Linked DNA regions of Homo sapiens: region 1 is linked to region 2. Evidence: chromatin loops called from intact Hi-C (ENCODE). Cell type or tissue: PC-9. All regions are shown on one strand. Each heading gives the region's core, and the rest is flanking DNA. Links, peaks and the distances in the headings are about the cores only.

What was found. Peaks named below come from ENCODE experiments on the same cell type or tissue, not always from the same donor. Only the 100,000 strongest peaks of a DNase experiment are listed, where the experiment ranks them.
Region 1: it touches region 2 in a loop (5-fold over the local background); 29 of 110 quality-filtered maps call a loop at or near these places.

What each region holds. Positions count from the first base shown.
Region 1 is chr3:52,445,276-52,460,557 of GRCh38, forward strand. TNNC1 (troponin C1, slow skeletal and cardiac type) reads right to left here and starts at 8,766. Exons shown (of 6, transcript NM_003280.3): 1 at 8,717-8,766; 2 at 7,208-7,238; 3 at 6,831-6,977; 4 at 6,469-6,583; 5 at 6,116-6,252; 6 at 5,825-6,031. The coding sequence starts at 8,740. The coding sequence ends at 6,000. NISCH (nischarin) reads left to right here and starts at 10,329. Exons shown (of 21, transcript NM_007184.4): 1 at 10,329-10,459; 2 at 12,568-12,651; 3 at 13,387-13,569. The coding sequence starts at 10,367. RefSeq lists enhancers at 1-678, 6,808-7,628, 11,308-11,983 and silencers at 4,738-5,032, 10,254-10,483. In PC-9, for the core only: no CTCF peak of the experiment used is centred there; no DNase peak of the experiment used is centred there; H3K4me3 peaks cover 1,904 bases.
Region 2 is chr3:52,520,280-52,535,561 of GRCh38, forward strand. STAB1 (stabilin 1) reads left to right here. Exons shown (of 69, transcript NM_015136.3): 52 at 1-11; 53 at 121-270; 54 at 363-419; 55 at 525-726; 56 at 1,082-1,231; 57 at 1,317-1,421; 58 at 1,565-1,672; 59 at 1,758-1,951; 60 at 2,051-2,195; 61 at 2,276-2,409; 62 at 2,496-2,661; 63 at 2,746-2,855; 64 at 2,943-3,062; 65 at 3,148-3,297; 4 more. The coding sequence ends at 4,077. NT5DC2 (5'-nucleotidase domain containing 2) reads right to left here and starts at 13,578. Exons shown (of 14, transcript NM_001134231.2): 1 at 13,227-13,578; 2 at 8,871-9,055; 3 at 8,582-8,656; 4 at 8,358-8,413; 5 at 8,167-8,260; 6 at 7,904-8,032; 7 at 7,734-7,794; 8 at 7,550-7,652; 9 at 7,338-7,439; 10 at 7,015-7,096; 11 at 4,930-5,016; 12 at 4,684-4,824; 13 at 4,538-4,602; 14 at 4,108-4,452. The coding sequence starts at 13,458. The coding sequence ends at 4,191. RefSeq lists an enhancer at 12,688-12,817 and silencers at 12,948-13,037, 13,068-13,417, 13,478-13,977. In PC-9, for the core only: no CTCF peak of the experiment used is centred there; a DNase peak (open chromatin) is centred at 6,202; H3K27ac peaks cover 791 bases.

The DNA of each region.
Region 1 (15,282 bases), core at 4,903-12,902, 73 kb before region 2:
GGAAGACCTTCCCAGCTAGGGCACAGGCCATGTGTACAGAGATGTCCACAAATGCAGGTCCCCAGGCTCCAGCAAAGTGACAAGTGGGGAGAGAGCCTGGAAGGGAGGTCAGGGATCAGAGGTTAAAGTTGATGGGCTGGGTAGGGGCCTAGCTGGGCTCTGCCTTGTTCTCTGCCCCTCCACTGCCCACAGCAGAGACCTTCCAAACTGGCCCTGCCCCAATTCCAGGATATTCCAGCCCCCTGAAGCTTTGGCCAGACTCTCCAGCTCCCCTGGGTAAGGGTGGAGGGCCATTCCCAGCCCAAGGGGCGCCATGTCCTAGACAGGTGTTTGAGGTCCGGCAACACTTCATAGAGCCAGCAAGAGATGACTGCCCAGCCTCTTCCACCCAGGCCTGTCCCCATCTGGCTTCCAGGCACCCCAGCCTCTCCCCACATCTACATGCCCCATCTCAGCTCACCAGGCTTGCTTTGGGGTAGGGGACAGGGGCATCAGGGGACTCCATGCCGAGGGAACCTCCCCTTGCCCTGCCTCCCTCAGGCCTCCAGTCCTTCCAGAGACTCAGGGTCCAGAGCTTCCCCAGGTCAGTGATGGTTCTTCCCAGGGACCCCATGCCCCATAGGCCCTACAGACACCTATGATCTCTTAGAGGTCACTTCCCCCACCCTGAATACTGACTGGGTGGCGGGGGGCACAGAAAGCCACAGAAGAGGGCCAAAGGGGAAATGGGACTGAGGGCCTGAATCTGGGGTGAGTGACGGGACCTCCCCATGCTCCCTGCCCCAGAACAGTCGCCACCTCACCCCACCCCAGAACCCTACACTCAGAACCTGAGGCCCTGGGCACTAAAGAGATTTTAATTTTGAGCTGGAGTTTGAGTTCCCAGGATTCTAACAGCTCCTGCAGGTTGGGCCTCCCACATGGACCGGCCTGGGCCCTCTGATGGTGGTCAGGGAACTTGCGGGGCACTCAGAGAGGGAAGGACCTGGCCCAGGCCACAGAGCAGGCTGAGAATGGGTCCAGCTCAGCTCTGCCCCTTCCTGGGACCCTCCTTTGCTTCTGGGCGTTGTTGGGAGTATGGGGACCCCACCCTCCTCCCCTACCTCAATCCTGAAATGGAAACAGGTTGGCTTCTTGGGTCAGCATGACAGGTCTCAGAGACCTACAACTCTGCCTCCCTGTCCCCAGCTCCCTTCACTCACACATGCCTTCTTCAGCAGGGGGCTGGCCTGGAGGTGGGCAAGGGGCTGCCCACAGAGGCCAGTGATGGAGCTCAGCCCAGCCCTGCCTCTGGCCCTGCTGGAGAGCCTTGGCCAAGGCCCTTCCATCTCTGGGTCTGCCTCTTCCTCCCAGGGCCAGGGACCAGCCACCCTGGGTGTAAGCAGCCTTCATAACCTGATGAGTGGGCTTGCGCAGGGGCTGCTGTCAGGGTGACCATATCCTGGGACCTTGGAGTGGACTGCTTCTGTCTCTGTTTCCCTGGGGAGGTGTGGCCAGCACACTGCCCAAGCTGGGGCCAACTTCTAACTGGAGACTGAGCTAGGCAGCCCTTCAGCCAGCATGTGACCACCAGCGGCGGGCAGGAGGCCCAACACTCCTCAGCCTGCCAGCCCATCCTGGGGTCTCAGCTCAGCCAGACACCCAGCAGGGGCTGCAGGGAAGCCTGGGTCGACTGGGGAAGGGTGTGGGGGCAGCCTACTCCACACTGCGGAAAGAGCCTGTGGCAGGCTGGGAGTCCGAACTCTACTGTTAATGTGTGTGGCCTCAGTCAGGTCCTCTCCTTCTCTGGGCTTCAGTTTTCCAGGCCTGGGGGCAGAGGGTAGGGATCGTCTCTAAAGGCCCCCCTGCTTGCCAGCTGCAGGTGGGAAAGACCACAAGGGTGCTCCGAATTCGAGGATCAATGGGCCCAGACACGGGCATCGTGTGTCATCTAGTGGACAAAGAAGGAACTGCAGGAGGCCCCCAAACTCGCTGTGTCAGGCCCTGTGTTGGGGTAGCAGGGCCACCCAGCAGAAACAGCAGCCTCTTGAGGACGCTAGCAGTAACCAGGCAAACACAATATAAAGAAGCAGGAGCAGTGGAAGATGCTCCAGTGATTGCTCTTGATGGAGGAAATCAAGGGAGGCTTCATGGAGGAAGCACTATCCAAGCAAAAGCCCAGAAATGGAAAGGATGCAGCAAAACAGGCAAAACTAGGTGATGCATGAAGGATACAAAATGCCATGTACTGGTGGGAGATGGTGAGCTGGGCTGATACCTATGTGAAGTGCGTGTTCATGCAGCAGGTGCCACCAGGTGGATATGTGGAGGGTCACAGCCCAGCCTCTCCCAGCCAGAATTCTGGGGTGGGCATGCCTGGAAGGAATGGATGCCCCCAGTCCCCTCCCCACCAATTTCATGGATGGAACAGGGATATTAGGACAATGCCATGCCCCCTCCACCCCCACGGACCTCCAGCTGCTTGCAGAGGGTGAGCCCCCCCACTTCCCATCAGCCATCCCTCACAGCTCCTCCCGCCCCACCCCAACCCTCCTACAGTATCTTCTGGGGCTTCCATCTGCAAGCAGGGCCATTCATCTCCTCCTCCTGTCCCAGGACCTGTCCCCCTCCCCACCACAGCTGATGAAAAGAGAGCCAGGACGTGGCAGAGCCCTCCTTCCCCCACTGCCCCTTCCTGACAATCCTCACTCCCTTCAACCCGAGCACACGTGGCCCTTGTCTGAGCTTCCCTGGACCCCATATCGCTTCTCAGCTTGGGTCCCTTTCTCTGTTCCCTGGGTGTTGCCCACACCCACCATCTCCCCTGTACTTCAGCTCACTCCTGTCAGGCTCCCACCCCTCTGCTCCACGGAAACCCTCCTGCTCAGGCGGCTGAGGCCTGGGGGCCTGCAAGTTCCCAAACCCTGGGGCCACCAGACAAACCCAAAGTGAGTGAGATTCTACAGAATAACTGGCCTCAGCTCTTCAGAGGTGATGAGGAAACACTGAGGACCGTCACAGGCTGGTGGGGAGTAAGGAGACAGGAGGACGAGGTCACGTTAGTGCCATCTTGGATTGGTTCCTGCTCCAGGACAAGGACTTTAGGACAACTGACAGAACTTCAATAAGCTGTGCAGATTAATTAGCAGTGTTTATGTCAATATTCATTTCCTGTGTTTGATCCTTCTGTGGTTAAAATGTTAACATTTAGGGAAGCTAGGGTACCTGTAAATGGGAGTTCTTTGTACTATTTTTGCAAGCCTGGAATTTCAAAATGAAAAGAAAAAAAGCAAAAAACCCCACTAAAACCTAGTGTTGGGAAGTAAGCTCCACTTCCCAATACCCCACGGCTGAACCTGTGTCTCCTCCCAGCTTCCATATCTCAGGAAATGGCAGTTTGGCCAAAAAGCTAAGGGTCATTTTGGATTTTCTTATTTCTCACCCTTCACATTCAAGCCTTCAGCAAACTCTGTCCATTCTAGTTCCAAAATGTGCCTTGAATCCATGTACCCCTGCCCACTCTCCCCAGCACCCCACTGTACTGGAAGCCACCGGGCTTTCTTGCCCAAAGCCTGCCGCCACTTCAGGCCAGCTCCTAGCTCCGTCTCTCCCACCCCTTTTGCCCTCTGCAGCCATCACCCCTTACATTGACTGGGTCCTCATGGGGCCTGGCACTGCCCATGTCTCCCAAGACTGCTGGGGCTTGGTTTCCAGCCCAACACTGCCTTTCTGCTCCTGAGACCTTCCCAGTCTTTCTCCATGGCCTCCCATGGCTGGTTCCCTGTGGTTCCCCCAGATCTCATGCAGAGTCAGCTCCTCTAGGGAGCTTTCCCAGACCACTGTAACTCATGGGCCCACCATGCCTCCAGTCCCCACTCCAGCCCACGCTGGCTTTCCCACTGTACTCATCTCCTTAAAATTCCACCAGATTAGGCCGGGCACGGTGGCTCACACCTGTAATCCCAGCACTTCGGGAGGCCAAGGTGGGCGAATCACTTGAGCTCAGGAGGTCAAGTCTAGCCTGGGAAACATGGTGAAACCTTGTCTCTACTAAAAATACAAATATTAGCCGGGTGTGGTGGCAGGTGCCTGTAATCCCAGCTACTTGGGTGGCTGAGGCACGAGGATCGCTTGAACCTGGGAGGCAGGGGTTACAGTGAGCCGAGATTGTGCCACTGCGCTCCAGTCTGGTGACACAGCGAGACTCTGTCTCAAAAAAAGAAAAAGGCCGGGCGCGGTGGCTCACGCCTGTAATCCTAGCACTTTGGAAGGCCGAGGCAGGTGGATCACGAGGTCAGGAGATTGAGACCATCCTGGCTAACACGGTGAAACCCCATCTCTAGTAAAAATACAAAAAATTAGCTGGGTGTGGTGGCGGGCGCCTGTAGTCCCAGCTACTCAGGAGGCTGAGGCAGGAGAATGGCGTGAATCTGGGAGGCAGAGCTTGCAGTGAGCTGAGATCGCACCACTGCACTCCAGCCTGGGTGACAGAGTGAGACTCCGTCTCAAAAAAAAAGAAAAAAAAAATCCACCAGATTAGGGACTGGGCCTCACTGTGACATGCCCCAGGATCCAGCCCTGTGCTGTGCGCGTGGTGGGTGTGTGAGTGAACCACTGGGTGGTGCACCGGCTGCTGGTGCTGCCCGATGTGGCGCTTCCTTTTATCCTCGGATGTCACCCTTCCTGGGTCACTCTGGGTGTCTGTAGAGGTCCCCAATTCTCCAGCTCACAAGGGCAGGCCTGAAGGGACTCCTCTCTGCTCCCCTCAGGTCTCTCCAGGGACCAGAAAGCTCTTGCTAGCGCTGGCCTCCATCAGAGGCATTTTTAGAATTCCAAGACCATCTCTGGAATGCCAGGCCTGTCTGGGGAATGCCAAGGCTGGGGCACAGGTGCAGAGAGAGTGGAGTGGCTGGGCGGGGCAAGGTCAGCTGACGGCATTCTGGCTACAGCCTGGGTGCTGCTGGCAGCTGTCCCTCCTGCGAACACCTCTGCTGACACTTCCACTTCCTTGCAGCCCCCAACGCCCACGCCTCCAAGACAGCATCACTGTCTGGCGGCAGCTCTGGACTGGGTGCTCCCACTAAGCTGAGAGCTGCCAGGCCTTGGGCCTCCATCCCTGCCAGGGAGAGAGACTGGGCCACAAGAGATGAGCCTCTGAGGTTCACGGGAACTGGAAATCATGTCCATTTGGATGTGGCCCATCCGACAGGGCCCTTGGCTGGAAGCCAGTTGGCTCTGCTCTCCCCCACACTCACTGGATGACCTTGACAGGTCCCTGCACCTCTCTGGGCCAAACAGGTGAGGGGAGATAGAGCCGACTCCATGCCCCTCTGTCCCTGGGAGTCAATGTTGCTGGCAGGAAATACAAGCAAGTGGGCGGGTGGACTAGCACTGTGAGCCTGCAGGGACCCCACAGGCTCAGCTCCATTCCAGCCACGGCTGAGAGGTAACAGGGGTTGCTGTGCCAGGGAGCATCCAAGGGCCTGGCTGTGTACCACAGTGAACCACTCTCTCCAAGTAGAGGACCCCTAGGCTGCCACAGTGGTTGACCAAAGTGATGGCCCCCAGGAACTTGTGGGGGTTCTAGGCCCCCACAGACTCCAGATGCTGAATCCCTAGAGATGGTGCCTGGGCCTGAGGAGTGATAGAGGGCAGCAAGCAGGGCAGGCCACACGGCAGTCTCCGATCTCATCTCACCCCCCTGCAGAAGGCAGTGTGGAGCGGTGGTCAGGCGCCAGGCTCTGCAGCCAGCCTGCCTAGGACAGGGAAGGAAGCGGCCATTGGGTAAGAGTGGGTCCTGGGGATGAGTCCACGGCCCAGGGACACCAGAGCCAGATAGCAGACCTTGGGAGAGCAGGCTTTATTTGCATCCCCCAGGACAGATCTGGGGAGGGAGTCGGGGGATTTGGGGTTGAGGACATGGCCAGGCTCAGGTCCTGGGACCCCGACCCCCTCCCCAACCCCAGGACTCAGCTGGAGTTGGAGGCTGGGCATAGGCAGCTCTGGGTGAAGGTCAGCATCTACTCCACACCCTTCATGAACTCCAGGAACTCTGTGGAAAGAGGGGCAGGTGTGGGTTGAGGGTAGGGGCTGGGCAGGGCATGGAGGCAGGAGATCAGCCCACCCACCCGCTTACCATCATAGTCGATGCGGCCGTCGTTGTTCTTGTCTCCGTCCTTCATGAGCTCCTCGATGTCGTCCTCCGTGATGGTCTCGCCTGTAGCCTGCAGCATTATCTTCAGCTCATCCAGGTCGATGTAGCCATCAGCATTTCTGTGGGGAGGGGGCTCAGGGTAGGGCTGTGGGGAGGGCATGAGGCAGCCCCACCCATGCCCCAGGAGGCAGAGCAGGGACACTGGGAGATGGGGCATCCCTCTCCCCTATCAGGCAGAGGCCACAGGGTCCCTAGGCCTGGAATCTGAGACTGCCCTCCTGTACAGCTCGGCTTGAGTGTGGGTCAGGGTCAGAGGTCAAGGGTCACGTGCTCACTTGTCAAACATGCGGAAGAGGTCAGACAGCTCCTCCTCAGATTTCCCTTTGCTGTCGTCCTTCATGCACCGAACCATCATGACCAGGAACTCATCAAAGTCCACCGTGCCGCTGCCTGGGGGTGGGCAGCATGGCCGTTACAGAGGCCAGGGTAGGTACTGCAGGCAGCACCTTCGACACGAACCCCCATGTTCTCACCGCATCCTCACACCAAACGCCAGGCTTGTGTAGCCCTTATGCCCATTTTATAGATGAGGCAACCAAGGCTCGGATAGGCTAAATTGCTCCCAGCTAAACAGAGCCAGCATTCCAGCCCCCAGCCAGCTGGGGTTCTTCTGGAGCCTGGGGAGGAGGGGGCTCACCGTCCTCGTCCACCTCATCGATCATCTCCTGCAGCTCCTCAGGGGTGGGGTTCTGGCCCAGCATCCTCATCACCTTGCCCAGCTCCTTGGTGCTGATGCAGCCATCCTCAGCGCCCAGCACGAAGATGTCGAAGGCTGCCTTGAACTCTGTGTTCAGGGGTTGGGGGGCACAGTAGTCAGGGCTCAGCAGCCAGGACCACGGAGGGCCAGAACCCTGGGGCCACCTGCCAACCTGCCCACCTCCCTCGGAGACCTCTCTGAGGGCAGAGCAAGAGGGACCAAGCCTCTGGTCTCTGGCCTGGGGTCCTCTTCTGATAAGGGGTCCCCATGCCAGCCTGGACCCGCTGGTCTCCCACATGTGTGATAGGGATTCTCACCATTTTTCTGCTCTTCTGTCAGCTGCTCTACCTAGAAAGGAAAGGGAATCTCAAGGCTCAGACTCAGGTATAGCTGCTGCTGAGGAAACCAACCCATTCCACAGGTGAGAAGGCTGGAGCTGGAGGAGGCAGGCTATTTCCAGGCCACAGAGTGGAGGTCTCAGTCCTCCCTCCCTGCCCCCAAAGCCCTGACGTGACCCAGCTGGCCTCACTGCGACTGGGCTCAGGGCCAGGGTGACAGGTGGGCACCCCCTTCAGGACCAAGGTGACCCTCAGTAACAATAGTCAGTGACCACTCAATGCCCTTTCGGCCCCTGATGAAACTCAAGCTGGGTGGCCCGAAGGACAGCTGTCCCTCAAGTTGGGATAATAAAACCAGTGTGGAGGCAGGCAAGCCACCCACGGTAACCTGACCAGGGTGGCCACTGGGCTATTTTTAACGAGGAACAAAGTTAAACCTGGTGATTGTTCTGGGGACTTTGGCATGCAGGGGGTGGGGCAGCGTTATCTGGCCCCCTGGCCTGCTAGTGCCGCCTCAGAAGCCAAAATTAGTCCCCAACTCCGCCAGGCCTTGTATGGGCACTGGGTGGAGGGCTGTCCCAACCCCGGCTCCATGGACTCCCACAGGATAAGCAGGCGTGCCCCCAGAGCTGGCTATAGCACTTCCCTGCCCAGGAGTGAGGGAGGCTGAGGGAGGGGTTCCCCTGGGGACAGCTGGCCATGCCAGGATGTCCTTGCTCTGGGGTTGGGGGAGGTCACCACCACCCAGGATAGAATAGCATCTGAAGACCCTCAGTGACCCAGGAGGTTGCAGGGGCTTGGGGTGACCACTCTCCAGCCCTCATTCCCTCGCTCTCACCCCTAGCTAAGCCACTGAGCCCTGAGCCTGCCAGGCATGATGGGAGCTGGGGCCCCAGTTCTCTGTTCCTTCTTCCTTGGTTCTCCCTCATGTCCAGAACTTCCCTGCCTCAAACTTCAAAGCCCCATCTCCAGCCCAGGACTCAGGCTCTACAGACCCCTCCTCTCACACCCTCCACCCTCCAAAGCATCTTCGGCCCGCCAAGGGGCTGGAGTGGGGTGGCAGATTTTGAGCATGTGAGAAGCAGAATGTGAGGGGCAGAAATGGGGGTTGGGGACAGGGAGACAGTAATGGGGACTCAGACAGCTCAGGAGGAAGAGATGAAAAGAGAAAGGCAAAAACGTCCAGAGACAAATGCAGAGACATGTGGCTGAGCGACAGTGCCACAGACCACAGACACTTGGAAACAGAGAGTGAGACACGATGCTGAAAGCTGCAACCTCCTCCACCACCCTTCAGACCCGGAACCCCCTACCCCTTCTGCATCCTCAAACACCAGAATCACTGTCCCTGTGAGGGCCTGGGTTGAAGGCACGTAGGCCTTCTCCTTGGTCCCCACCACTTCCCTGGGGCTACTAACCCCGCACTCTCAGCTGAGTGAGCCCCCAGTGGGCCTGCCCACCCCAGCCCTACCCAGCCCTGTCCCTCACCGCAGCCTTGTAGATGTCATCCATGCTGGCGGCTCACAGGACAGCTTGCTGGGGTTGCCAGCCGGCCCTTGACTTAAATAGCCCTGCCCCGCTGCATTCCTGGCCCAGCCCAGCCCAGCCCAGCCCACCCCTGCGTGTAGTATCCTCCAGCCCCTCCTCTGGTCCCAGTGATCTCAGGCTGGCCTGAGTCCCCACGTCCTCTGCCCAGGGCAGGGAGCAGACGAACGGCTACAAGGACCAGGTTTCTTTCCCTCCTGTCCCCCACACTCCCCAAAGGGACTCTCTGAAAAGGTTTCTGGAATGAATGAAAACATAAGCCCAGTGCAGGACAGGAGCTACAAAGTCGTGGGCCCCAGGCAAGGTGCAACACAACAGCTCAGGCTCCCATCCAACCAGGTTGGCGGGTTGCCATGACCTCCACTTTCCAGATAAGGAAACTGAGGCTCTGGAGGAGTGGTGACTTGCCCAAGATCTGACTGACTTGGTAACCCCCGCCTTTAACTAAACCTCTCTGGAATGGGGGTGCAATGTGCAAGGAGAGGCTAGGAGTGCAGGGCCCTGCCAAGAGAAGCCTCGAATGCCAAGCTCATAGTAAGATGCTGTGGAACTGGTGAAGGAGGAAGTGACTGACCCACCTTAGGACAGGGTGGCCAGGAGCCCTTCTGCCAGAGGAGCCTGTCCCAGACCTCCCATCTGCCCAGGGAGAAGTACCCACTTCGGGCTTAAGTCAGCTGCTCTCAGTTATTCAACAGCACCCCTATAGATGCCCCATCTGTGGCAGGCTCTTTCCCTCCTCACCCTCCAATTAGGTTACCACCTCCCTCTTCTAGGTCTCATCTTTCCCCGGTTTAGGATTCAGCACTGTAGTTCCTGGGTCCAGATCAACCTGTCTCCCTCGTTTTGAACTTTGGCAGGCCACCCCGTGGGGTTCTTGTGCTCAGTGGCAGCACACACCCCTCCATCCACCTACACCTTCCTTCGTACAGAGTTCGTATCAAGTTTATCCCTCTTGATAAACACGCTCCCTGCCTCGAGCACTACTGCGTGCTGGGCCGCGCATCAATCAACCCACTCAGTTGTCCAGAAGCCCCACTGACAAGAGATCTCCGAATCTCAGAGAGGTTCAGAACTGGCCCAGAATCACTCTCGCCCTGCTCCGGCGGTAAGCACAGGTCCTATTTTCCCCTCCAACCTGCCTTGCCCTAAAGAGAAAGAGCCCAACAGCCAGGTGAGGCACTATTATGGCCTCCTTTATCAGGAGGAGTAAACTGAGGCCAGGAAGAGCAGTGACTTGCTTCGTGTGGCCTGGGAGACTCGGGACCTTCTGTCCCCTCTTCCCGAGGACCCAGGGGCGATGCCCAGAGCTGTCACCACCCGGGGTCTCAGTTTCTAGCAGGCTGTGCAGGGTACCGCCGGCGGCGCCACGCAGGTAGATTACGCAAGCGAGCACCTCGCACGCGCGCCCTGAGTGGCCCCTGTCAGTCACGCGCGGGGGCGGGGCGAGGGCGCAGGAAGAAGGCGGGGCCAAGATGGCGGCGCAGCGCGCGGCGGGGGCGACGGGCGGCGGGGGCCGGGGGGCGGTGGGACGTTGACCCCGCCCCCTGCTGCTGCTAGTCTGCGCCGGGCGGCGGTGGCGGCGGAGACCCGAACATGGCGACCGCGCGCACCTTCGGGCCCGAGCGGGAAGCCGAGCCGGCCAAGGAAGCGCGCGTCGTGGGCTCGGAGCTTGTGGACACTTATACGGTGTGTTGGGGGCGCGGGCACCCGAAGCGGGGGTGGTGGCTGGAACCGGGAGTCCGACTCGGGGGCTTGGGGAGGGGTCCGGGATCTGCAGCCCCGAGGAGCGGGTAGAAGGGTCTGCGATTGCGAGGAGGGGGCTGGGACGGGGGATCTAGGAAAGGGATCTGGGCCCCGCAGGTCCGGGAGAAGGGTTGCTCGGGGCCCGGGGAGGCGGTTTGGAAAAGGGTACGCGATCAGAAAGGGAGGCTCGGGTTGGGGGCGGCATCTGGGGATAAAGGGGGCTTGGGGAGGGGGGTGTCTAGATGAGGCGGAACCCCTCTAGATCCTCTAGGACTGGAGGGGCCCCGGCCTGGAAGACCGTTACAGGGGTCCAGGAGGAAGGCGATGGGGAGAGGGTCTCTGATGGATGGAATCAGGGAAAAGGGTCAGGCTTCGCAGGCCTTGAAGAAAGAGAAGGCGTCAGGACCCTGATCTGGGGAGCCTGAGGTGGTGGTTGAGATTTTCTCTGAGAAGTGCAGGAGAGACCTGGGGAGCAGATGCCTTGGGGGTCGGGCGGAGACAAGACCGGAGGAGGGGTGGAGCCCATCTATGGAGAAATGGGGGTGGTCTCAGTGCTAAAGCGCAGGCCCTATAAGCCTTAGGAATCTTCGTGACTTTGGGCTGTGGGAGCGAGATGGGGCAACAAGCTGCCCACACACACTTCTAAGCTATGGGGGAGACAGAGGACAAATAGCGGGTAGTTCCCGACTTTGACGGGGTTGGATGCCAGGCCTGTGAGCCTGGTGGGCTGCCTGGCAAAAACCGGCCCTGGACTAGGCATAGAGCACCTCCCTGCCTCCTCCCCTTTGTTCCCGCAGGGTAGGGAGTGGGTGGGGGCCTTGGGCCTGCCTGCACCTCCCCTCCCTGGCCCTCATCCTAACCTTCCGCTCTGAGGGCCATTCTTCTGGCTCTTTTCTCCTTTCCTGAAGGCAAGGGGAAGGAATCAGGCAGGATGGGAAGAGGAGAGGGGTGGATCTTGAAGCAACAGGCCAGCCTGGAGAAATGGCTGCTCCTCAGGGCTGGAGGAGGCTTCAGCTCCATGCTGCAGAGAGGAGGGGGAAACTAGGTGCAGGAGGCGGGTGAGGTCTCTAAGCTGATGGCTGACTGGCCATCAGCTATGGGCACATTCAGCCAGAGGGCCATCTTCAAAAAGCTCACCCTATTCTGGACTGCGCCCCTCCTCTGCATGTATGTCGGGGGAGGTGGTGATCTAGTTTGGACCCTACCATCCTCTGTCTCCGGGTGTGCCGAGTTGGACATTATTAACACACCTACCTTTTGAACACTTGCCATGGGTCAGGCCCATGTACAAAGCATTTTACATGCATTGCCTTACTTGGTCCTTGATTCTAAGATGGAGGAACTAAGGCTCAGAGAGAACTTAGGCTCCAAGTTACTTATATAAGTGACACATAAGCTGCAGCCAGGAAATGGCAGAACCAGGTTTTTAACCCAGGCCTTCCTTAACCTCTAGGCCATATTGCCTCCTGATAGAGCTTAGTTGCTACCACTCCCTCCCCACATCAGCTGCTTGTGCCTTGATTCCTGGCTCAGCAGCAGAAATCACAGCCATGAACCAGTTGAAAGGGTTGGAAAATGACTTGCTTCCAGGAGGTAGTCAGGGCACCTGGAAAGAAGTACAACAGAGAAGATGCTCAGGCTAGAACTGGCCCTGCTCTGCCTCCCTTGGAAGAAATGGCCTTGCCTGCAGCTCCGGTTGGGTTTTGAGTTACCTAGAGGCAGGAGGTAAAAAACTAAAGAGGTGACTTGTGGTAATCACCTTTTTCATTCCTTACTGATGGATGGAGCCACATGCTTGTCTCATGTGCCTCCCAGCCCTAGTGCTTGGGCCATGGAGGAAGCTGAGAGGGGCCCTGCTGGTCAGCAAGGGTCAGGTGCAGAGGCTGGTGGGCAAGGGCAGCCTGACTTTGGCCTTGGGGTGGGTCTGAGTTGCAGAGAGAAAGACTGATAAAAGATAATTGGGAAAGATAATTGCAGCTTTTGCTGCTGGGGGAGGAGACTCCTTGTTGCTGGGCTCCCTTGCCACAAGGGCTGTTGGTTTCCCCTTTTAGGTTTACATCATCCAGGTCACTGATGGCAGCCATGAGTGGACAGTAAAGCACCGCTACAGCGACTTCCATGACCTGCATGAAAAGGTAACTGTTAAGAGCTGGGAGCACGTATCTCAGGGCTGGGGGACCCGTAGGCCAACTTTCCATTGTGCCACATATTAGTTTTAGGGCAAAACAGGTTCCATCTCTATAGTTCTTTAATAAACCACTTTGTTAATATAACTGCGTTCATTAATATAGCATGTAAATGCTAGCCTTCAGCTCTAGCATGAGCCACTCTGCAAGGAGCATATTTGAATTTCAGTTTTAATATTTCCAGTCCTAGCTTGGGTATGAGATGCTCAGACAGTTTCCTGGGAAGGGGACAGGTTTGAACTTGTTTGATCTAGCGATAGCTATTCCAAAGCCTTACTTTAATATCTGGCTGTGATTCCATCTCTTTTTTTTGCTTTTGGAGATGCTGTCTTTCTCTGGGTCATTTGCAGCATAACTGTTTTAAAGACACACCGCTGCCCTGATTGGTTTTTACTCTGGCTTGGAAAAGATGGCAATTTTAGGGGCAAAAGGTGTTACTTTTCTGAATGTCTCTAAAGTCTCCAGATGGAATTCCTTGTCTAGAATTGTATTGGTATTTCTAATGCTAATTGGATTTAAAGAGGCCAAATCCCAGGTGCACTAGTTTGGTCACTGATTTTGGTACTACTGCAGGGAGGGGCTGTGCAAGTGCTGACAAGCGCCTGCCCTCAAGCTTCTTGCCTTGGTCTTACATAGGCACAGAGCCTCTTAGTCTGTGGTTGATGTGCTTATGTTTTTTTACAGCTCGTTGCAGAGAGAAAGATTGATAAAAATCTGCTTCCGCCCAAAAAGATAATTGGGAAAAACTCAAGAAGCTTGGTGGAGAAGAGGGAGAAGGATCTGGAGGTCTACCTCCAGAAGCTCCTGGCTGCCTTCCCTGGCGTGACCCCCAGAGTACTGGCCCACTTCTTGCATTTTCACTTCTATGTAAGTTCCTCATCGGGTTTTCACCTGTGCCTGCAAACCCACAACTGCCAAACTTGAGGCAGCAAACCAGGGGAGACCTCAGCTTTGAGGTGGGCTGGGGTTTGACCCTAGGTTAGAAGATGGAGGAACGTCACCCTGGTTAGGAATGCATTGTGGCCAGAAGCATGTTAGTTGACAGATTTGCCGTAAATTAGACTAAATGTGGCCACAGAGATGCTTTCCTCCACCACAAGGCATTTTGTTTAGCAAAAATGGCCTGTGGGTGTTTAAGCTAGGTTTCCATCCAGATGGATGAGGCTGGATTAGAAATAGCTGACACCTGGGATAGACTATTGTTGAGTTGTTGGTGCATAGCCCAAAACTAATTAAGGGATTAGTCTGTGATGGTGGAATATCACCATCTTGGGGCGTGTCATCAGGGTCCGCGCTGCCAGGGTGCTAAGGTTGAGGGTGGACACCTTCCTGTGATGGGAGAGTGTGTCATAGAACAGCTCTGTACTCCGTCCTTGAAAGAGGAACAACTTTCATAGGTTGCCGGTGACAGAATGCGTTGTCAGACTTTAAGAAGGGCACTTAGGCAGTGTGAAACCACAATATTTGTGCTTTTGAGACGGAGTCTTGCTCTGTCACCTAGGCTGGAGTGCAGTGGTGCGATCTCGGCTCACTACAACCTCCGCCTCTTGGGTTCAAGCAATTCTCCTGCCTCAGCCTCCCGAGTAGCTGGGACTACAGACTTGCACCACCACACCCAGCTAATTTTTGTATTTTTAGTAGAGATGGGGTTTCACCATGTTGGCCAGACTGGTCTGGAACTCCTGACCTCAAGTGATCTGCCTGCCTCAGCCTCCCAAAGTGCTGGGATTACAGGCGTGTGCCACCGCACCTGGCCAAAACCACAATATTAAATAGCAGTTCTATTTATGAGAATTTCTTCTAAGGAAAAATCAGGCAGCCGCAAAAAGGATATATGAACAAAGGTAGTCATTCCAGGATTGTAACAAAATAGTAAGGACAACCCTAAAGTCTAGTAGAAGAGGTTAAAAAAAAAAAATCAGGCCAGGTGCAGTGGCTCATGCCTGTAATCCCAGCACTTTGAGAGGCTGAGGTGGGCAGATCACTTGAGGTCAGGAGTTCAAGACCATCCTGGCTAACATGGTGAAACCCTGTCTCTACTAAGAATACAAAAATTAGCTGGGTATGGTGGCAGATGCCTGTAATCCCAGCTATTTGGGAGGCTGAGGCAGGAGAATCGCTTGAACCCAAGAAGCAGAGGTTGCAGTAAGTCGAGATCATGTCACTGCACTCCAGCCTGGGCAACAGAGTGAGAGTAAGACTTCATCTCAAAAAAAAAAAAAAAAAAAAAAAAAATCAAAGGGTACAGCCAGGCTGAGCACAGTGGCTCATGCCTGTGATCCCAGCTCTTTGGGAAAATAAAACAAAAAAGAAATCTGCAGCTCCACCATCATTATCCCAGCAGCACACCAGTCTTCCCAGCAGACACTGTCTCAAAAAAAATGCAACTTTCTTAAGCAGTATCCAACTGTATGGCTGTACTATTTTTTTTTTTTTTTTTTTGAGACAGGGTCTCACTCCATTGCTCAGGCTGGAGGACAGTGGCCTGATCATGGGTCACTGCAACCTCAAACTCCTGGGCTCAAGGGATCTTCCTGCCTCAACTTCCCAAGTAGCTGGAACTACAGGTGCATGCCACCA
Region 2 (15,282 bases), core at 3,156-11,155:
GAACGCGGGCCGTGAGTCTGGGGAGAGGGCTTGGATGAAGGGAGTAGGAGGCAGGGGCCCTGGCAGTAGCAGCTGGAGTGCACCTGCGACCCTTGCATACCTCATATTCTCTCCTTGCAGGGTGAGCTCATGGTGGGTGAGGATGATGCTCGCATTGTGCAGCGGCACTTGCCCTTTGAGGGTGGCCTGGCCTATGGCATCGACCAGCTGCTGGAGCCACCTGGCCTTGGTGCTCGCTGTGACCACTTTGAGACCCGGCCCCTGCGACTGGTGAGGGAGGCCAGAGGCAGACGGGCAGAAGCCCACCCCGCCTGTGGTGTCCATCCACCTGACTTTGCTGTATTGGCCTCCCTCCCTTCCAGAACACCTGCAGCATCTGTGGGCTGGAGCCACCCTGTCCTGAGGGGTCACAGGAGCAGGTACAGGGCTAGGGGCTGAGTGGGGGTGGTGGGGTGGGGGCAGGCAGAGCCCAAGGACCACCAAACTCAGAACCACCCAACTGCGGCCTGACTCCTTTGGCCCAGGGCAGCCCTGAGGCCTGCTGGCGCTTCTACCCGAAGTTCTGGACGTCCCCTCCGCTGCACTCTTTGGGATTACGCAGCGTCTGGGTCCACCCCAGCCTTTGGGGTAGGCCCCAAGGCCTGGGCAGGGGCTGCCACCGCAATTGTGTCACCACCACCTGGAAGCCCAGCTGCTGCCCTGGTCACTATGGCAGTGAGTGCCAAGGTGAGCATTGCAGACACTGTTGACTAGCTCCTCTGTTCCCCAAGAGAGCCAAGGCACAGCTCTGGCCATTGTCCTTGAGAGAGTGTTGGGGCGTCCAGGGCTGGGGAGCTCTGGGTGGTGAGTAGATTTTACTAGCGGGAGTGCTCGGGAGAGGCATGGCGGTAGTGTGGACGGTGCAGAACCTGGGGAGGAGTGCTGGGGGGTCTGGATGTTCTCCAGGACATGGGCCTGGAGGGATCTTAGCAGTGGGCGGACATAGGTCAGGGACAGATGGCAGGGCTAGGCTGGAGGTACGTATATGGGGGTCCTGGTGAGAGCCCCTGGCCCCACCTCACTTCTCCTACCCCATCCCCAGCTTGCCCTGGCGGCCCCAGCAGCCCTTGTAGTGACCGTGGCGTGTGCATGGACGGCATGAGTGGCAGTGGGCAGTGTCTGTGCCGTTCAGGTTTTGCTGGGACAGCCTGTGAACTCTGTGCTCCTGGTGCCTTTGGGCCCCATTGTCAAGGTGGGCCATCCCTGCCTGCCCCACGGCCCGATTCCTTTGGCCCTTGTGGGCCAATCTTTATCTTCCTGCCTGTCCCTCTCCCCAGCCTGCCGCTGCACTGTGCATGGCCGCTGTGATGAGGGCCTTGGGGGCTCTGGCTCCTGCTTCTGTGATGAAGGCTGGACTGGGCCACGCTGTGAGGTGCAACTGGGTGAGTAGCCCCGTGCTCGTGCCCACCCTACACACTTGTGTACATGTGCACACATCAGTAAAGGCACCAAGGGTGGGTGGAACGGGCAGAGGCCAGGAAGGCAACTACTAACCTGGTTCTGGGGGCTGGGCCCTGGGGGACAGAGCTGCAGCCTGTGTGTACCCCACCCTGTGCACCCGAGGCTGTGTGCCGTGCAGGCAACAGCTGTGAGTGCAGCCTGGGCTATGAAGGGGATGGCCGTGTGTGTACAGGTAAGCAGATGGGCGGGGACATGGAGGTGGGAGGCCCCCACTCCCCTGCAGTCACTAGGTCCAACCACTCCCTCCCTGCCCTCAGTGGCAGACCTGTGCCAGGACGGGCATGGTGGCTGCAGTGAGCACGCCAACTGTAGCCAGGTAGGAACAATGGTCACTTGTACCTGCCTGCCCGACTACGAGGGTGATGGCTGGAGCTGCCGGGCCCGCAACCCCTGCACAGATGGCCACCGCGGGGGCTGCAGCGAGCACGCCAACTGCTTGAGCACCGGCCTGGTGAGCAGGTGGGGGAACCGAGTAGCCAGGGTGGGGAGGCCTGGCAGAACTTCCGACCTCTGAAGGGTGAAGGGCGCCCACTGCTCTCTCCAACCCCAGAACACACGGCGCTGTGAGTGCCACGCAGGCTACGTAGGCGATGGACTGCAGTGTCTGGAGGAGTCGGAACCACCTGTGGACCGCTGCTTGGGCCAGCCACCGCCCTGCCACTCAGATGCCATGTGCACTGACCTGCACTTCCAGGGTGTGTCCCCCTGCCCACTCCCAGTACCCATTTCATTCCTCAGAGCCGGCCAGCTGACCATGCACCCCTCCATTCTGCAGAGAAACGGGCTGGCGTTTTCCACCTCCAGGCCACCAGCGGCCCTTATGGTCTGAACTTTTCGGAGGCTGAGGCGGCATGCGAAGCACAGGGAGCCGTCCTTGCTTCATTCCCTCAGCTCTCTGCTGCCCAGCAGGTGTGTGGGGCCCAGAAGTTGGGGCCAAGTGTTGGGGGAGGCCTTGACTGGGTCTTGGGTCTTAGTATCCCCTCCTGTTCCTACAGCTGGGCTTCCACCTGTGCCTCATGGGCTGGCTGGCCAATGGCTCCACTGCCCACCCTGTGGTTTTCCCTGTGGCGGACTGTGGCAATGGTCGGGTGGGCATAGTCAGCCTGGGTGCCCGCAAGAACCTCTCAGAACGCTGGGATGCCTACTGCTTCCGTGTGCAAGGTGTGTCCACCCGACCAAACCCTACTTCCCCTGCTCTGCCCCTTCCCACCAATCTGCTGAGCCACTGACCTGCTTTTCCTGCAGATGTGGCCTGCCGATGCCGAAATGGCTTCGTGGGTGACGGGATCAGCACGTGCAATGGGAAGCTGCTGGATGTGCTGGCTGCCACTGCCAACTTCTCCACCTTCTATGGGGTGTGTGGGGGCCACCCTTGGGGGCGGGGGGTGCTGGGATCCCCGAGGAGGGAGCCTGCTCATAGTTCTGTCTTTCCACCGTGCCAGATGCTATTGGGCTATGCCAATGCCACCCAGCGGGGTCTCGACTTCCTGGACTTCCTGGATGATGAGCTCACGTATAAGACACTCTTCGTCCCTGTCAATGAAGGCTTTGTGGACAACATGGTAACCCCCAAGGGTGTGGGCAGAGCAGAGCCTGCATTGGCCATCTCCATCTGGCCCAGGCCAACAGGCCTTGCTCTGCTCACAGACGCTGAGTGGCCCAGACTTGGAGCTGCATGCCTCCAACGCCACCCTCCTAAGTGCCAACGCCAGCCAGGGGAAGTTGCTTCCGGCCCACTCAGGCCTCAGCCTCATCATCAGTGACGCAGGCCCTGACAACAGTTCCTGGGCCCCTGTGGTGAGTCTGGCCACTGTCCCACCCTGTTGGCCCTGGCCCTCGCTCACAGTGGGCCTGACTCTGGTCTCCCTGCAGGCCCCAGGGACAGTTGTGGTTAGCCGTATCATTGTGTGGGACATCATGGCCTTCAATGGCATCATCCATGCTCTGGCCAGCCCCCTCCTGGCACCCCCACAGCCCGTGAGTTGAGGAAGGGGGAGGCAGAGCCCTTCCTGGCACCCCCACAACCTGTGAGCCCGGGGAAGGTGGTGGGACAGCTCCCGCCAGGTCAACACTCTCCCTGTTTGTTTGTAGCAGGCAGTGCTGGCGCCTGAAGCCCCACCTGTGGCGGCAGGCGTGGGGGCTGTGCTTGCCGCTGGAGCACTGCTTGGCTTGGTGGCCGGAGCTCTCTACCTCCGTGCCCGAGGCAAGCCCATGGGCTTTGGCTTCTCTGCCTTCCAGGTAGGGCTGGGTTGGGGCTGCCATGGCGGGTCCTTGGATCTCGCTTGAGGCGCCTCGCCACTCACCCCTCTGCTGCTCCCAGGCGGAAGATGATGCTGATGACGACTTCTCACCGTGGCAAGAAGGGACCAACCCCACCCTGGTCTCTGTCCCCAACCCTGTCTTTGGCAGCGACACCTTTTGTGAACCCTTCGATGTAAGCATGGAAGTGAAGAAGTGTGGCAGATGTGGGATGGGCCCAGGCCCTGGTCACACCCTCCACCACCAACCCTGCTCTTCTAGGACTCACTGCTGGAGGAGGACTTCCCTGACACCCAGAGGATCCTCACAGTCAAGTGACGAGGCTGGGGCTGAAAGCAGAAGCATGCACAGGGAGGAGACCACTTTTATTGCTTGTCTGGGTGGATGGGGCAGGAGGGGCTGAGGGCCTGTCCCAGACAATAAAGGTGCCCTCAGCGGATGTGGGCCATGTCACCAAGGAAGGGGGTCTTCATGCAGCCGGTGCAGAGCTGGTCCATCCAGAGGGGTGCCTCGTGCTGCAGCGGCGTACGGCGTGGGTAGAAGGTGAAGTCCACGCGGTAGTTGAGCAGGCAGCTGAGGGAGGCCATGTAGAGGTCAGAGAAGCGCACGAGGCGCCTTGAGAAGTAGGTGGGGTTGTGGAAGGTGCGGAAGATGCTGCCGAACTGCGCATTGAACAGGGCCTTGGTGATGCACCTGGCGAGGGAGACACGATGCGCTCAAGGGGTGGGCCTGGGGTGGTGGCTTGGCTGGGACTCCTGCCCTGGCCCCACCTGCTCACCTCAGCTCCTGCCGCTCTTTCATCCAGGCAGCCAGCACCTGCCTCGACTCCGCGTCCTGATAGGTCTGGGGACACAAAGTGTGCATTGGGTGTGTGCACCCAGGAGGCTACCGCCCTGGCCCTCCCACAGCCACCCCGGCCCACACCTGCATGCGCTCCAGCAGCCCCGTGAGCGCCTGCTGCCACGTCAGCGAGTGCATGTACTGCTCCGTGTTGATGATGCGGATCTCACGCTCCAGCTCGGGGATGATGGCGCCTGTGCGCCAGCCGTGCCGCAGCATGAGATCCTGGTGGGTGGGGCGGCAGAACTGGGCTCAGCGCCAGTTGCTGGGGGCGGGGGGGGGGGGGTTTCCTGGCCCTCCCCCACTGCAGCCCAGCCCTGCCTCCCTCACCGCCAGATCACTATAGAGGTGGTCCCCGAAGTAGAGCACGCGGGGGCCACGCCATTCCGTCAAGCGTAAGAAGTCAAACAGGTTTCCCTAGGGAGAGGAGGGGAATGCTGCTGAGCCAAGTGTGCCTTGTCCTCCACCAGTCCTCCCTCCCGAATCCCCAGAGGCAGCCCAAATCCAGCCGGATGCTGGCTGCCCTTTCCCATGGCCTTGCTGCTCCCTCCCTGGGCCCTGGTTCTTGTCACTTTCCCCTCCTACTTGGGAAGGGGATTCTGCCTGCTGCAGGAAGGTGCCCTACAGGCCTGGCATGGTGCCCATGCCTCGAGGGCCTTCTCCCTGTGGTCTCACACGTACCCCAGGTTAGGGATTAGATCCCTGTTTGTAAGGTAGAAACTGCAGGGAAGGCTCTGCAGCCCTGAAGTCCTTGCTGGCCTCCCCTGCCTCAGTGCAGAGGGACCTGGCAGACCAATGGCAGACCTCACCGGGGCCACCAGCATCTTGGAGCCAGAGAAAGATGGAGACACTCAGCCAGGCCCACATGTAACTGGGGAAGCTCACAGGGTGGCAGAAACTGAGCGGCCCAGAGCAGGAATCACCAGACTAGTGCTCAGGCAGCAGCCACCAGGGTAGGAGTCCACACCCCAAAAGCGAGAATAATTGACACCCAGCAAGCACAGTTCTTGAAGCAGTCTGTGCATTCCAAGCCTCAGAAGTGGAAGCGCTGGGGGAAACAGGTGGTGTGGGAGAAGCCAATTGCTGAACTAAGTTCAAGTGGAGGGGCAGAGGCCCAGGCAGGCCCCAGACCAAGAGAAAGAGTCTCAAAGGGCAGGAGACTGACAGACTCCTAGTGACTGACAGGCAGGATCCAACACACAGTGGAAAGCAGCTTCAGAATACTGGGCATAAAGAACTGCCTGAAAGCTGCCAGGGAAGAAAGTCATGTGTTTCTCACAAAGGTGTATGACCCTCTTTAGCTGAGGCTGGATGCCAAGGCAGGGGAGAGCAGCGCCCTCAGAGCTGAAGGGACGCACCTGGGCCCGAGGGCTGTGGAGAGTTTGGGTGCGGAAGGGTGGGAGGCAGAGAAGTGGGCAGGGCTGAGAGGGTGGGGGTGTTTCCTGCAGGCCAGGCTGGGCATTGGCCACCTCCACATTGCTCCCCTGGCCAGCTGCTGGCTTCCCCCTCCTCCAGCCCCAAGGCCTTTAGAACCCCTAGCCTGAAGAAGCCCAGCTCAGCCAGGATTTCCGCATTCCAGCCAGGGCTAAACCTTAATCACTGCCTGCTCATAGACACCTAATCCCACCTCAACACCAGTCCCTCTCATTTTCCTAGCCAGGTAGGAAGGAGGAGTTTCTCTAGATCACCCAGTGAGCTGCCCCCAACCAGACTTGTTCTGGCTGCAGCAGAGTGCTCAACCCCAAGAAATGACACCATTCATCAGGCATTTCACGATCTCTGACCATTCTTGTTTTTTGAAGACAGGGTCTTGCATTGTTGCCCAGGCTAAAGTGCAGTGGTGTGATCACAGCTCACCACAGCCTCGAACTCCTGGGCTCAAGTGATCCTCCCACCTCAGCCTCTGGAGTAGCTGGGACCACAGGTGCATGCTACCATGCCCCGCTAATTTTTTCTATTTTTAGTAGAGATGGGGTTTCGCCATGTTGGCCAGGCTGGTCTCAAACTCCTGAGCTCAACAAACTATCCTGCAGCCTCAGCCTCCCAAACTGCTGGGATTATAGGCATGAGCCACGGTGCCTGGCGCACTGGCCATTCTGAGAGCTTTATACCACAGCTTCAGTAGAGAGTATTACACCTCTTTTGCAGACAAGGGAAGCAAGGCACAGAGGTCAGGCAACCAGGCCAGGCTCCCTCTGCTGAGTAGTGGAGTTAGGAATTCAAAGCCAGGCTGCTTGACCCAGAGGTCAAGCTCTCGAGGCCACCCAGACCTGCTCCCTGCCAGCCATTGCCTGTGTGAGGCTGCTCAGGGCCAAGGAGCTGTGCTGCTTCTTCAGAGGCTGCCTCTGCACAGCCTGGGGCCCTAGCTAGGCCCCATGCCCCCACCACATGCTGCTCTCCCCAGATGGCCCTTACCTGCCGATAGATCTTGCCCTTTTCCAAGCGGGTGATCCGGTCCCACTGAAGTGAGCCCTTCTCATCGAGTTTTCTGAAAGGCCTGGGGTGCAGGTAAAGGGCATGACTTCCAGTCTGTGGCTGGGCCACGGGCCGGGCAACCCCCATCCCTCCTCCGTAAAGGCCCACCTGCTCAAGTGGACCCATGCCAGCAAGGGGGTGTTCTCACCCCAAGCACATTGGGCAGTGGGCAAGGGCCAGGTTGGCCTCCTGCTTCAGTCCCCTCATTGGGGTGGGGCCTCTATTCCCCTTCCCTGGCCCTGCAACCCCCACCATGCCCATACTTGCGCCGGTCAGTGAAGAAGCTGGGCTTGTCTGCCTGGACAATGACCACATCGAAGAGCTGGCGCCAATCGGGACCCACCATGTGCCGCATCCCCTTGTCTCTGTGTGGAGGAGTTTCAGGTGGCAAGTAGTCTGAGGGCGGCTCCGTGCCTGCCCTCCCCACCCAGAGCCCTGGCCCTGCTGTCCCTCCATCCACAGGGGCTGGACTCACACGAAGCTGAAAGGACTGTTGGTGATGAGGAACAGCTGTTTCCCATGGGCCACCAGGCGGCTCAGGACAGCAAACGTCTCATCCCCTCTCAGGATGTACTTCTCTAATGGGGCAGATGAGTCTGTGAGGGTCAGTCCTGCCACCTGCTCAGGCCGGCCACGGCAGGGCTTCTGTCCACACTTACCCATGTCCTGCTCGATCCACTGGTACATGAGGCCCTTCACATGCACGTCTCGGATGGCGTCCTGGGGGCAGTGGAGGACAATGAGGGTACAGCAGGGCCCAGGTGGGGCTGTCCCACTGTGGCTGGACTTAGTCTTTCCTGCCATCCGAGGGCAGGCCCAGCATCCTCACCGTCACGTCCTTGTAGAGATGTGCTTGGTCAAACTCCAGGCTGTGGCCCAGAAAGTAGTCCACCACACAGGACAGCAGAGCCATCTCCGGTAGCGAGAAGATGTCCATGAACTGCTTAATGGAGGGACCCTGGGGAGGGGGCCATTGTCTCAGACACCCTTTGGGACCCCAACCCCTTCAGTGCTGGAGACGAGGGCCCCAAATCTGCCTTGGGACATGGGCACATGTCCATGGGGCAGGCTGGCTGCTGGGGTATGGAGTACCTTGCCATAGAAGCCACTCATCTGGTATAGTGGGATGTGCTGGGTACCCCCATACAGCTCAATCACCTCCTCGTCTGGCACAGGCTGGAGGCCCCTGAGCAGGCCCAAGATACCATCAGTCCAAGGTAGTCCTGAGCCAGAACAGCAGTGTAGGGTGGGGCGGGGGTGGGGTTGGGGCAGAGCCGACTGACCTGTAGGCTGTCCCCAGCTGCACGTAGTGGAAGGCGTCAATCTTCATCAGAAGGCTCTGGGGGCGCCAGGGAGGCAGGACGGATGGTGAGGAGGCAGTTTCACCGTGGCCCCAAGCCAGCCTCTTTCAGCCCATGCCAGAACCCCAGCTGGATGGGACGGAGGGGTAATGACCATACCAAGAGGAGGCCAAGGAGGGAGCCCCTATACAGGTCCAGCCACTCACCTTCTGAATGTCATAGTGGAGGCCACGGATGGCAAAGCTGGGGTTGTAGTCATACTTCCGAATCCCTTCTGGGTACTGCCGGGGGAAAGGGGCCAGGCCTAAGCCAATAGCCCTGCCAGACCTGCTGGCTGGGTGGCCACCCCAGGGGGTCAATCCAGCCACCTGCCCAGGGCAGCTGCCAGGCAAGAGGGCCAGGGGAGCCCCACGACTCAGCCCTGAGCTTAGGCCAAGGTGGGTCTGGCCAGCCTCCAAGCCCTGGGTTTGTTGGTGGCAAGGACCCCCGTCTCACCTTGTAGTGCTCGATCAGGATGTCACGGGCGGTACTGAAGATCTCGGGGTGCAGTGCGTCTGCATACTGGGCCAGGGTGTAGTCGTAGTCAAAGCCGTAGACCTCAACGTCACGCAGGCTGATCTCGTTGTTGGCGTAGATGGCTGCTGGGTTCAGGAGACTGCAGACCTCGGGGGGCAGGAGGTCTAGAGGAAGGAGATGCAGGGAGGCAGTGATGGGGATGATGATCCCTGCAGCAGCTATGGCTCCTGAGCACTCTGTGGGGACCTAGCCCTGTGAGCCTCAGAAACGCCCCACAATGGCACCTCTTATTCCAGTGCTGGAGATGGTCAAACAGGCCCAGAGAGAAGTCACTTGCCCAGGGTCACGCAGTTAGGGTAAGGCAGAGCCCCTGGCTGGAGCTCCTCCTCATGGTTACACCTGCCTACATTACACTATCTCCTATAGCCCACCAGGTATACTGAGCCCGTGACTACTCCAGGCCCTCACCACTAAGCCCCATCAGACACAAGGCCATGCTAGAACCCTGGCAGCAGTCACTCAACTCCTCACCGCCTAGCCCCAGAACAGCTGCTTTTGGGATGCTCTACAAAGCAAAGCCTCCCACTTGCTCAAAACCCGTGCAGGAACACCACTGTCTGGCCCCCCACAATTCAGCGCCTCCTCTGCTCCTCTCAGCTGCCCTGCCCTGCCCCCTGGCCTCATCTCTCAGCCTCCCTGGGATTATGTGTGAGGATACCATGTGGGCACTGAGGACTCCAACCCAGAGGGGCTGGCTCTGTATGGCCAGACTAGGGGGTTGAGGCCATGGATGCTGACTTTTCTACCTTGCCCAGAGCTGGGACTGGGGCTCAGGAACATTAGTGGGAGGGGGAGCCCCTCTGCCGATCGGGCTGCCAGCTCTGTGCACTTCCCACAGCCCAGGGAGAGTGAGGCCCCTCTAATCAGATTTCAGCTGCCCGCAAGCCCATATAATGACATTTGCTGGCTCTAGCCAGGGAACATTGCTAATTACGACAGTCAGGACGTGATGTCAGGTTCTGGGCCATTATCCAGGTTGCTCCTTCTGGGGATGTGGTCGTGGCCACCCCAAGTCCCTGGCTGCTCCCAGGAGGCTGCAGTTGGCTTTGAGGCCCACAGCAGGGTGCTGAGCAGAGCACTGTGTGGCATGGGCTCTGGGGTCCCAAGGAGGCAGATGGGGCTGAGAGGCCCCATGTTACCTGCCCTGGTTTCCCTATGTGTACAATGGAGAAAGTGGAAGGGAAAGGAAAGGGAAGGAGATGTGCTAGGAAGGCCACATGCAATGAGGTCAGCCAGACAAGACCAGGCCCTCCCTCTCATGGCTATGACTTCAGGAATGTCACCTCACCTCTTGGGCCTGTTTCCTAGTTTCTAAAAGGGTACAAAAAATTGTACCAAGTGGGGCATGGTGGCACACACCTACAGTCCCTGCTACTCAGGAGGCTGAGGCGAGAGGATTGCTTGAAACCCAGTAGTTCAAGACTGGTCTAAGCCATATAGCGATACCCTGTCTCTGTGAAAACATTTTTAAAAAGAAAAAAAAAATTGTACCAACCTACAGAATTACTAAGACTGTCATATGGAAGGTGCTGCTCTGTGCAGCAATCTCACTCTGCACCTGCACATATGCAGGATTAAATGGGTGATATGTTTCCTGAGCCTATGAGCATCCTGTCCCCAATTTCCCAGTGTCCCTCCAGAAGCAGGGGCTGCAGGGAGAAGGGAGCAGGCAGGACTAGATGTACAGGGTACATCTAGTACCCCTGCCTTGCAGGGGCCCCAGCTCTAAGACTCCAGGGGATCCCTGTCTCAGCCACAACCCCAGTGCCGATGACAAAGCAGGAGCTGCCAGGCCAGAGGGCCAGGGAAGCCCCACAGTGTGCCTGGCAGCTGCTGCACTCAAGAGGCAGACATCTCGCTGATGTGCTCCGTGCCCAGAGCACTTGCCTCAGAGGCACTCTGGGGACACAGGGCTCCATTCCCACCCCTTTCCTTTGGAGCCAAGTTCAGGGTGTGGGTGGGGGATCAGGTGTGGCTGGTTCCCCAGGCCAGCACAGAGCGGCTGCTCCGAAGATCTGTGGGTGTAGACAGGAGTCTTCACTTGGATGCAAGTGAGACAGTTGACTGCAACGCTCTAGGGAGCTGCTTCTGAGCCACCCCTCAAGGCCCAGGGTTCTGGTGTGTCACTAGGACCCTGGGCCTTGCCCTTCCCATGGCCCTGAGTTCCCGGATACCAACTGTGACTGTGACTCTTGGTGCAGAAGACCTGGGAGGGTCTGCTCGGCAGTGCAGCCCCTTGCTGGCACAGAGTCCTGGTTAGGTCCAGGCCTTCACCTCTGCCCCTAAGGATGTTCCCAGGGGCCCAGGGGCAGACAGTCCTCCCAGGAACAAAGCAGGATGTGGAAACAGCCACAGGGCCTGGTGGCCTGGCCTGATTTCTAGACTAGAAGAACCTTGGCTCTGGGGCGACAGAAGCCTGTTCCCTTCCATAGGTGGTGTGGGTGGGGGGTGGGGGTGGGGCAGCTGAGGGTGTGTCCCACTCAGCATGTCCAGCAATTGCCCTCCTTTCTCCTCAGCCCTAGCTCCCACACCTGCCCATGGTGCCAGGTCCCAGGGCCAACTGCTCCCTAGCAGCCGTGACACTTGTGGATGCCTTAGAGGCTTGTCTTGTTCAATCCTCACTCCCATCCTGTGAGGCAGTCCCACTTATTCCCCCATCGTCCGGAGGAAGAAACTGGGGCTCAGGGAGGTGAAGTCACTTGCTCCAAACCACCCAGTAACAGGCACCGGGGTTGAGATCACCATTCAAGTCACCCCACCTGCATTAATCACTCTGCCTCTCAGCCTAGCCTCCCAATGTCACCACACTGAGGCCAGGTGGGTGGGGGCTGGGGGACTGAGGGACCTGTTGCACTGCTCTCAGCCCGTGGGCATTAGCCCAAAGCGGACCTCGGCGCCCAGAGGTGTGAAGCTGGCTCCTGCTGGTGCTCACCATGGGATCTTGGTGGGAATGACTTTGCTCCTTGTATGACAAGAGGAGCTTAGAGGGCTGTGAGGCTCCAAAGATGCAGGCAGGCCCAGGAGGACAATGTCCAGTAGATCCCCGTAGTCCTCCCTGAAACCTCCAAGGCAGGCTTCTCAGGATACTCTGAGGGTCTTCTCCGGGCCCAGAGCAAAGACTTCTTAAATAACGCTGGGCCGCCCCTCCACAGACACAAACTCAACCTGGGACCTCGAGGGTGGACAGATGCCCAAGGCTTCAAAATGACCATTCCTCAGGGGCCTTTACCATCCTGCCTTTACTGGTCAAGAAGTGATTCTCCGCCACCCCACAAAGCCGGAGTGAAAACCCCTGTCTAGCCAGTTAGAATCTTCCAGACAGGGCTACTTTGTTTTATCAGACAACAAAAGCCACGTCACCCCTGGGGGTTCCTCCGGAAGCTCTCCTGCCCTGCTTGGCCTGGTTCCAGTCATCACCCAACCCTGGGACAGAGAGGCCCCAGGACTGCGTTTCATGCTTGAGAGAGGGTGAGACTTGCTGGGGGACCACCCAACTGGTCAGTGATAGGGTCACGACCCAAACCATATCTGTCTGCTGCAGAAGCAGGGCCCCACTAGACCCACGGAGACAAGCAGGCAGATGTCCAGCACTCTCAGCTCTGGGGCCTCACTAGTGCGCCCCAGCCGGCCCCCTCCAAGAAGGGGCCTCAGCCTCCTCACGCCATTTCTCAGAGGGAGAGAGCAGGGACAGGGAGGTTAAGTGCCCTTTGCAGCCCTAGTCTGGGCTCCAGGGGGCGGGGGTGACTTGGCTTCTCCCAGCCTTCGCTGCCCGGGCTGAGAGGGGGCCGGACCTCCAGGGCGACATCGAGGTGTGTCTGGGAAGTCCAACCGGTGTCCCCTTTGGTCCGGCCGTCCCTAGGAGCCCGTTCCGCCCGGCGCCGCTCGCTGGCTTTGTCCACAGCACTCTCCCGCCCCAACTAAGGGTTGGCCGAGAACAAGGGGTTGGGGGCGTTTCCACCGCGGCTTCACGGCAGGCGGGACCCCGAAGGAAGTCGGCGGGGGCCCAGCACTCCGGCAGCCGCTCGAGGAGCCCCGAGCTCCTGCAGACCGAGCCGGGGAACAAACCTCCCGCCCGCCCCCGGGCGTCGGGGCGCCCCAGAGGCCCCCGGGATGAACGGCCGGAGCTTCTCGCGAAAAGCCGCCCGGCCCTTGCGCTCCGGGGCCCTGGCGAGCCCCACTGGGTGTTTCCCCGGAGGAGCGGCACCCTGGGGCTCGGTCCGTCCATCAGTCCACGCGGAAGACACCCCGGCGCACGTCCCGCCCCGGCTCACCCACCGTGCACCAGTCTCCGCATGTCCTGGTAGCGAGCCCATAGGTGCGCGCTGAGGTCGGCGCCGCTGGTGGGTGCCTGGGCGGGCGCGGAGCGCGGGACGCCGGGGCAGTGGGCGCCGGGACCCGGGGGGCCGCACCCAGGGCAGGAGGGCGAGGACGAGGCGGCTCGCGGCCCGCCGTGGCCTCCGCACAGCAGCCAGCGCCGAGCGGCCGCCCGCAGCCCCGCACCCGCCATGCCCACCGCGCGCCGCCCGCCGCCCGCGCTGCCCTCGGCCAGCCCGCCGCCCGCCGCCCGCCGCCCTCCGACTGCGCGCCCGCCACGGTGGCCTCGTGCTCCTCACGGCGGCCGGCCAATGGGTGCGGCGCGCGGAGCCCGGCCTGCCAATGGGCGCGCCCCTCGGCCCGGGGGGCGGGAGGCCCCGGACCCGGCGGGGCGGGGCGGGGCGGGGAGGGCTCCCCAGCCCCCTCCCCCAGCCAGTCTCCGGCGCGGTCCGGGAGGACTCTGCGCCCCCCTTCGGCCGTCACGCCGGCGATGGCGGCGCCTTTCCCTGGCCCCAGCCCTGGAAGTCAGCGGGCCTAAGAGCGGCCGTCCCTGAGAGGCTCCGGACGGCCGAGGCGCCGAGAGGAGACAGCCGGAGCGCGACGGGTACCCCCCGGGCCCCCGGGTCCTCTGCCGCCCTCTCCGCTCCCGGGTCCGCCCGCCCTACCCTGCGCCTCTGGATGCTTCTGACCCCAGATCCTCCGCTCCTCCCCCTAGTCCTGGTGCTCTCCTTTCCCGGGGTCCTGGTCCCCGGTCTCTGGGCTCGGACTGACTGCCCACTGACCAGAGCCCGGGCCAGTCCACTCACTGGTCTAACAAATAAAGAGCCCTTCCCGCGCTTCCCGGTGCCAGGCCCACGCTGGGGGAGGCCGAGGGGCCTGCAGGGCAGCCGACGTCCGCTAACCAGGTGACTGGGCCGTGCGCTGCAGGGTTGTGGGCCACGGTCACTGCGCCCGCTTGGTTCGGACCTCGGCAACTGGCCGCACTGACCCGTCAACTCCCGGTTTCCCGGCGCACGCCCCTCGTGAGATGCTGTGGTCTTTTCTAGCAACGTCGACAGGCTTTCCAACAAAATTCCTCTTTCCTGCGCAGAACCGCTCTCCACTCGCATTTCTTCTGCTCAGATCCGTATTCCGAGCCCGCACGCATACCAGGCTGTGCTCAGGGTCCGGAGGAGGCCGACCCAGTAGCCGTGGGCCCTGTCGGAGGGGAGCCAGCTGGGCGCGCGTTGTTTTCTGAGGTGGCCGCGCTGTCTTTCAGGGTGTGTGTACATTCGAAACTCCACTGAACCTTGATTGAAGACCTACAGTGTGGCAGTCCATGGCCTGGGGACTGGTAAGGATTGAGGCCGTAGGATGGGCTCGAGTGTGGCGGTGTCCCCAGGGCCCCAGTGAGCAAGTGGGTGTGCTGGGAACCTGGCCACAAGTGAACCTCCTCCAGGCGAGGGGATGCCCTGCAGCATCCAGCCGTCAAAACCTCCTGTAGAAACGGGAGCGAGCATCAAGCCTGTGTGTGTGCATGCTTGGGCGGAGTCTACCCGGAGGAGAAAGAGGCTTCCGGGCTGGCCCTCCAAAGCCGGTTGTACAGGCGGCAGCTCAGGCTGCTCACTGCGGGCCCTATGACCCTTTCTGGGGCCCTGCTTGCTCTCTCCAGTCTGCTTTTGTATATTTTGTGTCCATATCACCAAATCGTCTCATTGGTTCTAAGCTTTCATTTACCTTCCTTAGATTGTCTAATAGTTGTCTCCTTTCTCAAAGCTGTTCCTGCAGTTTTTACTTTAGTCCTAGGTAATGGGGTGACAGCCCCTTTCAGTTATCTTCAGCAAGCACAGCAGCATGAGAAGACGCAATTACAAGTGAAGTCTCTTAAGTCAGAGCCCTGCTTCTACCTGGCATAGTCTCTTAAACTGTCAGTTAAGAGACTACATATAAACAATACACGTTCAGACTCGGCGCGGTGGCTCACGCCTGTAATCACAGCACTTTGGGAGGCCAAGGCAGGAGGATCTCTTGAGCCCAG